Linked DNA regions of Homo sapiens: region 2 is linked to region 1. Evidence: chromatin loops called from intact Hi-C (ENCODE). Cell type or tissue: GM12878. All regions are shown on one strand. Links, peaks and the distances in the headings refer to the core of each region. The heading gives the core; the rest is flanking DNA.

Region 1 (4,401 bases), core at 270-4,269:
TGTGAGATTAAAATATCATTTAGGTTTTAATTTGCATTTCTCTAATGATTAAATTAGTTGAGTATCTTTTACATGTTTATCGGCCATCTACACGCCCCTTTTATATTTTTTAAGAAACTAATATTTAGATACCCTTTTTTGTGAGGTGACTGTTTAAGTTTCTACCTTTTTTTTTTTTTTTTTTTTTGAGATGGAGTCTTGCTTTGTCGCCCAGGCTGGAGTGCAGTGGCACGATCTTGGCTCACTGCAACTTCTGCCTCCTGGGTTCAAGCAATTCTCCTGTCTCAGCCTCCCGAGTAGTTGTGATTACAGGTACGTGCCACTACGTCTGGCTAATTTTTATATTTTTAGTAGAGACAGGGTTTTGTCATGTTGGCCAGGCTGGTCTTGAACTTCTGACCTCAAGTGATCTGCCTGCCTGGGCCTCCTAAAGTGCTTGGATTACAGGTGTTAGCCACTGCCTGGCCTCTACCCATTTTTTTATTGGATGTCTTCTTTTTTATTGATTTGTGGGAGTCTACAAATTCAAGATAGCAGCAAAGAGATGTATTTCTATTGTAGACATGAATGCATTTGGCTGGGTGTGGTGGATTACATCTGTAATCCCAGCACTTTGGGAGGCTGAGGTGGGAGGATCACTTGAGCTCAGGAGTTTGAGAATAGCCTGGGCAACGTGGCAAAACACAGTCTCTACAAAACATACAAAAATGAGCTGGGCGTGGTGGTGTGCACCTGTAGTCCCAGCTACTCAGGAGGCTGAGGTGGGAGGATCGCTTGAGCCCAGGTTGAGGCTGCAGTGAGCTGAGATCACATCACGGCCTTCCAGCCTGCATGGGCGACAAGGTGAGACCTTATTCCCTCCACCTCCCCAAAAGATGAAATGAATTCATTTGTTTGATGCTATTAGAATACCAGTAACTCCCCTTACTTTGGCCCCAAATTCACAAATGAACCCTCCAAAAGGTAATGCAGTTAACTTCATGCATTCTCTTTAAACAATGTACTGAGTCTTTATGCCAGGGAATTTGGAATTAACAGATACAGTACAGGTCTCTCATTTCAAAGTAGTATTCCTAATCATGAAGGAAATGAGAGACCTGTACTGGAATCCTGTCTTTAACACCTTTGAGGATGGTGAATTTAGGTAAGTTATTCAACCTATTTTAGCCTCGGTTTCTTCATTGGAAAAATGGGGCAAACAATACTTATTTTACAGAGTTGTGAGGATTAAATGAGACAATATATATAATATGCTTTGCACAGTGGCTGGCATACAGGAAACGTTTAATATATGGTAGCTACTATAAACTCGGTTATTTCCGTGTAGCTTTCCATGTCTACATGGAGGGAGAAAATGAGCAGATGTCCATTATAATTTAGCTATTACAGTTTTCACTCTAAAGTAAAAAAGGCATTTAGATTTATATGTCTTCTGGGAGTTTGGTTCTTCTGACTCCCTTCATCTGTGAGACCATAGGTACTTTTATGTAATATGATAAAAATTATTAGAAAAAGAAAAAAACGGCCGGGTGCAGTGGCTCACACCTGTAATCCCAGCGCTTTGGGAGGCCAAGGCAGGTAGATCACCTGAGGTTGGGAGTTCGAGACCAGCCTGACCAACATGGAGAAACCCGTCTCTACTAAAAATACAAAATTAGCAGGGTATGGTGGTGCATGCTTGTAATCCCAGCTACTTGGGAGGCTGAGGTAGGAGTATCGCTTCAACTCAGGAGGCAGAGGTTGCGGTGAGCCAAGATCGCACCATTGCACTCCAGCCTGGGCAATAAGAGCGAAACTCTGTCTCAAAAAAGAAAAAAATAAACTAAAAAGGAAAAAAGGGCCGGGCACGGTGGCTTACGCCTGTAATCCCAGCACTTTGGGAGGCTGAGGCAGGCGGATCACAAGGTCAGGCAATGAAGACCATCCTGGCCAACATGGTGAAACCCCGTCTCTACTGAAAATACAAAAATTAGCTGGATGTGGTGGTGCACACCTGTAATCCCAGCTATTTGGGAGGCTGAGGCAGGAGAATCGCTTGAACCCAGGAGGCAGAGGTTGCAGTGAGCCGAGACTGCACCACTGCACTCCAGCCTGGCGACAGAAAAAGACTCCCATCTCGAACACAAAAAACAAACAAAAAAAGGGAAATAAAGAATATGCAAAGTACAATCCCTCAAATTTTTATTAGACCCACAGAAATAAAATTAGTCTGTTAAACTGCTATAAGTTTCTAAATTCTTACTTTCTGTAAATGCCTTGACATGGATGTGTAACAAAGGGCTTACAGACTGGCACTGCCTTGTGGACCACACTTTTGGTGAGACTGCTCTAGAGCGCTGACAAAAATCAGACTTTGAATCCACAGGGCTGAAGTCAAAGCAACTGAAGGGTGTCCTGACTCACCAGCTGGCCACCTAGTGGCCTCCTTCTAGTCATAAGCACAACCTTGTGTCACTCCTTAGTTCAAAAACCATCCATTATTCTGCCTGACTCAAGGGTAAAATCTCAGTCCTTTAATCTGACATCCAAGGCCTTCCAGAGCTGGTTCTAAACAACTTTTTAAGTCTGACTTTCCACTATCCTCTACTTCACTAGACTGCATTGTCCAATATGGTAATAACTTGTCCCACTTGAAATGCAGAAGTGAAATGAGGCTAATTTAGGAACTGAATTCATAATCCTAACTTTAATTTAAAATAAAATTTAAAAATATACACGATTCGATTACCGTAAAACTTTTAAGTATGCTTGGAACGACTTGGGTACGTGAATCTATTTTTTCAGCTGGAAATTTTATGAAATCAAGTACTGAGATATGCTATAAGTATAAAATACACACCAGATTTCAAATGCTTAGTTATGAGAAAGATAATGTAAAATATTTTTAATATTTAGTAATTTTTTATGTTGATCACATGTGAAATAATATTTGGATATGCTAGGGGTTAAAAGTGTAATTAAAATTAATTCCACCTAGACAACATGCCCCAAACCTAGGCATCACTATTGATTCCTCCCTTTCCTCATTTAATTGGTAAGCAAGATAGGTCAGCTTTTTGGATCCATCCACTTCCCTCATCTCTACTGCTACTATCCTAGTCCATGATACTCCATTTCTTTTTTTTTTTTTTTTTTTTTTGAGACGGAGTCTCGCTCTGTCGCCCAGGCTGGAGTGCAGTGGCACGATCTCGGCTCACTGCAAGCCCTGCCTCCTGGGTTCACGCCATTATCCTGCCTCAGCCTCCCGAGTAGCTGGGACTACAGGCGCCCGCCACCACGCCTGGCTAATTTTTAAAAAAATTTTTTATTTTGAATAGAGACGGGGTTTCACCATGTTAGCCAGGATGGTCTCCATCTCCTGACCTCTTGATCCTCCCACCTCGGCCTCCCAAAGTGCTGGGATTACAGGCGTGAGCCACCGCGCCCGGCCAGATACTCCATTTCTTAAATCCTTCAATGGCTTCCAGTGCACTTCACCTTCTTATTGAGGCTGAAGACTTCACCTCCTATCATTCCTTCTTTTGGTCACTAGATTTCGGATACACTGACCTTGCTATTCCCTAAACACAACAAATTTTTCACCTTAGGGCCTTTGCCCAGCTATTCCCTTTGGTCTCACACTGTTCTTGTCCTTTCTAATACCTTCTCAGTGAGGCCATCTCTGATCAACCAACCACCAAAAGTTTGCTCTCTTTTCCCCAGAGTAACACTTTATCCAATCAGCTTTTAATTTTCCTCACAAACTCTTTTTTTTTGAGGCGGAGTCTCGTTCAGTCGCCCAGGCTGGAGTGCAGTGGCGCAATCTCGGCTCACTGCAGCCTCCGTGTCCTGGGTTCAAGCTACTCTCCTGCCTCAGCCTCCGGAGTAGCTGGAATTACAGGAGCGTGCCACCATGCCCAGCTAATTTTTTTCAGTAGAGACGGGGTTTTGCCATGTTGGCCAGGCTGCTCTTTAACTCCTGAACTCAGGAGATCCACCCACCTCGGCCTCCCAAACTGCTGGGATTACTGGCATGAGCCACTGCACCCAGCCTTCTTCACGAATTTATGGGATATTCTCTCTCCTCTTATTTTTAAAACTTGTTTATATGCTGTTTCCCTCTAAAAAACAGGAGTAGGAACCATTTGTTTTGCTGCTGCTTTACCTATTTCAGTGTGTAGAACAGTACCAGGCACAGAGTAGGTGCTCTTCCAACAGTGTTGAATGAATATCTAATTGCACACTACACATATATGACTGGTTGGCTCACATGCACTTCAAATTTTACATGGTCAAAACAAAGACTTCTTCCTTCCCTAACATATATTCTCTTATTTTGTTTCTAATCTCAGTGAAGACATTACTATCCTCCTAGCTGCTCCACCAACTCACTTGGGAGTCACCTGACATCTATCTCCCTCA
Region 2 (4,401 bases), core at 264-4,263, 130 kb before region 1:
AAATGATCCTCCCACTTCAGCCTCCCAAAGTGTTGGGATTACAGGTGTGAACCACCGCACCCGGCCATTAGTAAGTTCTTTAGTGGTGATTTGTGAGATTTTAGTGCACCCATCACCTGAGCAGTATACACTGCACCCTATTTGTAGTCTTTTATCTCTTGCCCCCAAGTCCCCAAAGTCCATTGTATCATTCTTACACAACATGGTTTTAATGGGTTATGTGTTATGTTTAGTTAATCTTAGATCTAAACAAATAAATTGTATAAATTATTTGACTTCTGTAGTTAATGAACTTTTTTTGTATAAATATCAATGGGTTTGTTGTTGCTGTGGCTCTTTAACTGTTGCAGTCAAAAATAAGAAAACTGTGAATTCAGTCAGTCATTCTAGCCTTAATATATTTTATGTCATTTTTTCCCCTTTTGTTTGAGACAGGGTCTCACCCTTGTTGCCCAGGCTGGAATGCAGTAGCATGATCATGGCTCACTGTATCCTTGACCTTCCCAGGATCAGGTGATCCTCCCACCTCAGCCTCTCAACTAGCTGGGACTACAGGCAGGCGCCACCAAACCCAGCTAATTTTTTAATATTTTTTTCTAGAGACAGGGTTTTGCCATGTTGCCCAGGCTGGTCTTGAACTCCTGGGGCTCAAGCGATCCACCTGCCTCAGCCTCCCAAAGTGCTGGAATTACAGGCAGGAGCAACCATACCCTTTTTTCCCCCTCTTTCTGTGGAGAAATGGGGTCTTGCTATGTTGCCAAGGCTGGTCTCAGATTTTTTTAATGGCAAAATACAGCAGAATGACCTAACAAAAATTTAACATGTTAAATTCACATAGATTTAGATTGGATATGGAGTCAGTCCTCTGTATTCATCGGTTCTGCATCTGTGAATTCAACCATCCACAGATTGAAAATACTTGAAAAAAATAACTCTGGGTGTACTGAACATGTGCAGGCTTTTATTATCCCCTAAACAATACAGGATAACATCTACTTTCATAGCATTTACATTGTGTTAGGTATGTAATCTAGAGATGATTTAAAGTATATAGGAGGATGTGTATAGGTTATATGCAAACACTATACCATTTTATATAAGGGACTTGAGCATCCTCAGATTTTGGTATGAGAGGGAGGTAGTGGAACCAGTCATCTACAGATACCAAGGGAAGACTGTATATATATCCCAGAGAAGGCAGATCTATGGAGACAGAGTAGACTCAGTGTTGCCTGGGCTTTAGGGTAGACTAAATTGGGCATGGGGTCATTTTGGTGTGACGGCAATGTTCTAAAATTGGATTGTATTAATGGTTTCACAACACTAAATTACTAAAAAAAAAAAAAAAAAAAAAAAAAAAAAAAAATCACTAAACTGCATGCTAAAAATGGGTGAATTTTATGGTATGCAAATTGTATCTCAAGCTCTGAAGGAAAAACAAAGGCAAAGAAGCCTTTTTTTTTTTTTGAAATGGAGTCTCACTCTGTTGCCCAGGCTGGAGTGCAGTGGCCCGATCTCGACTCACTGCAAGCTCCGCCTCCCTGGTTCATGCCATTCTCCTGCCTCAGCCTCCCGAGTAGCTGGAACTACAGGTGCCTGCCACCACGCCCGGCTAATTTTTTTTTTTGTATTTTTAGTAGAGACGGCGTTTCACCATGTTAGCCAGGATGATCTCGATCTCCTGACCTCGTGATCTGCCTGCCTGGGATTACAAGCGTGAGCCACCGCTCCCAGCAAAGATGTCTTATACAAAGCCTATGTATTTAAAAAATTGTGATGAAATACACATAACATAAAATTTACCATCTTAACCATTTTTAGGTGCACTGGTTAGTGATACTAAGTATATTGCTGTGCCAACAATCTCCAGAACTCTTTTCATCTTGTAAAACTGAAACTCTGTACCTACTGAACAATAACTCCCCATTTCCCCTTTCTCCAGCTCTGACAACCACCATTCTACTTTCTGTCTCTATACATTTGCCTACTTTACAAACCTCATAGAAATGGAATCATTCAGTATTTATCCTGAAACTGGCTTATTTCACTTAGCAAATGACCTCAAGATTCATCCATGTTGTAACGTGTCAGAATTTCTTTCCTTTTTAAGGCTGAATAATATTCCATTACATGTACATACCATATTTGTTTATGCATTCACCTGCTGATGGACATTTGGGTTGCTTCCATTTTTTGGCTATTATGAATAATACTCTAAGAACATGGGTGTACAAATACTTCTTGTTTGCAATTCTTTTGGGTATATACCCTGAAGTAGAATTGCTGGATCATATGGTAAGGCCTAAACATTTTTTACTTTCATAAAATAAATAGAATACGCTGTCACACTTTAAACAGGAAGACAAACTATTTCCTTTAGCATATAAATGGATTGATCATGCAAAAACAAGCAAAACACCAGCTACCAAAGATGGCAACGATCCCCTTACACTGTAGATCTCATGATAAAAGATAGCAGTGTGGTAAGATAATCACATAGTTATAATCCATGTTTGGCTTTTTTTTCCAGTTTTTTCCTGCAATAAACTACTTACTTTATTTCTTTCGGTATCGTCTGTATCCTCTCTAAAAGTTCCTGTCCTTAGAATTCCACTTTCTGGTTGTCCTTTAATCTTAAATGGCTGTAAAATTATTAAAATTACAGAAGTGAAAGAAAACTTTAATTCTCCTCCCAACATAAAGCTACTAGCTAACACAACCGAATCTATGAGAATGAAAATGTAAAAGGAGAAAAAAAAGGCCTCTGAAAATTTTATTATATTTTACTGTCACATTCAAAATACTTAAAAAACTAAAGAACTCTGATGAATCAGTGAAGAAAAAAAAAAGATGAAAATCAAAGTGGACTGTGAAGCACTGGTTCACACTACATGGCCAAGTATAAAATGCTGATCATTAATGTATATTCACCATGACCTAATTTGAACATTATTCTTTTATTTAAATACTATTACGATTTTGGTTATCTTGAAAGGAGTTGTGCTTCAAAAAATTTGAAGTATTCAAGAGAAAGAAGAAATTAAGATACAGACCAATAGTAAAAAATGCAAAAATCTATATTCATATCTTCTTATAACATCACAGATTCTTTTTTTTTTTTTGGAGACCGAGTCTCGCTCTGTCACCCAGGCTGGAGTGCAGTGGCACGATCTTGGCTCACTGCAACCTCTGCCTCATGGGTTCAAGTGATTCTCCTGCTTCAGCCTCCCAAGCAGCTGGGACTACAGGCGCCCGCCACCACACCTGGCTAATTTTTTATATTTTTAGTGGAGACAGGGTTTTACCGTGTTAGCCAGGATCATCTTGATCTCCTGACCAAGTGATCCGCTCGTCTAGGCCTCCCAAAGTGCTGGGATTATAGGCGTGGGCCAACGCGCCCGGCCCGTAGATTCTTTTTAAAAACTCATTTTTGTTTTATATCTTATTTTAAAATAACTCTACTAAAAACTTTTTAAAATTAGTGATAATTTTAACAAAATTTATTCTAGAATAAATTACATATTTCTCCTACTTTTAAAAGGAGCACACAAAGAATGCAATCTTAGATGTGTAGGAATATTTGGCACCTATATACTAAATGACTCCACAAATATGAATGATTTAAGTTCTAAAGACTGCATGCCTCTAGTATAGCAAGATGGAAAAGAAGTGGCTTTGGAATCTCACTGTCTATGTGATCCTAGGCAAATACTTAACCTCTAAACTTCAGTTTCACTTGTAAATTAAATACCTTATGGGGTTATCATTAGGGGTAAATAAGACAATGCAGTGAAAATACTTGGCATATAGTAGCTACTCAATGAATAATACTTAAATTGTATCTTGGAGTGCACATGTTTTGCTCCTCCTGTGAATAAAATTAGAGAGTTTTAGTACATGGGCTTCATATCCCCAATTTGGGGTGTTTAGAAGGTTTTTGGATGGAAGCTATCTTTTTTAATAGCAGAGGTTACCAGATAAGTGTTCCCTGGATAAGAGCAGCTTGACTATGAATTAATTTTGGTAACATGCCTGAATTGTGTTTGAGAAGTATAGAAATTGACATTCTGTAAAGATGGTATCCCGCCTTCCATTAGAAGTCATTTCCACACTACTAAAAATGTTTTTTCCATTTATACATATGTAAAAAGGACCATAACTGTTCTTGGTATTATAAACATATACTTGGTGTTCAAAAGGAAAAGGCATTGTTAATGACATAATGAAGAAAAAAAGAAAAGCATAGCATTATTAGAGATTGAAAAAGAATAACAAAAAAAGTCCCCTAAAATTACGGCTATCAATTTTGGGTGTGTAGCCAAGGGCAAAATTAATTGGGTTATTTGCCAATATTATTTAAATAGATAAAGCAAGAAACAAAATGACACCGATCTGACCAAA

Evidence for each region. Hi-C counts contacts between places; a loop is a spot of excess contacts. Peaks named below come from ENCODE experiments on the same cell type or tissue, not always from the same donor. Only the 100,000 strongest peaks of a DNase experiment are listed, where the experiment ranks them.
Region 2: it touches region 1 in a loop (2.6-fold over the local background); 2 of 110 quality-filtered maps call a loop at or near these places.

The regions. Positions count from the first base shown.
Region 1 is chr15:50,357,043-50,361,443 of GRCh38, reverse strand. GABPB1-AS1 (GABPB1 antisense RNA 1) reads right to left here. Exons shown (of 1, transcript NR_024490.1): 1 at 3,132-4,401. MIR4712 (microRNA 4712) reads right to left here and starts at 1,115; the gene lies at 1,034-1,115. In GM12878, for the core only: a CTCF peak has its summit at 2,406 (motif pointing left); no DNase peak of the experiment used is centred there; H3K4me3 peaks cover 938 bases; H3K27ac peaks cover 146 bases.
Region 2 is chr15:50,482,516-50,486,916 of GRCh38, reverse strand. It overlaps USP8 (ubiquitin specific peptidase 8), which reads right to left. Exons shown (of 20, transcript NM_005154.5): 12 at 2,556-2,642. Among named protein-coding and RNA genes, the nearest start is that of USP8, 60 kb to the right of the region's middle. RefSeq lists a silencer at 2,738-2,840. In GM12878, for the core only: no CTCF peak of the experiment used is centred there; a DNase peak (open chromatin) is centred at 1,976; H3K4me3 peaks cover 287 bases; H3K27ac peaks cover 228 bases.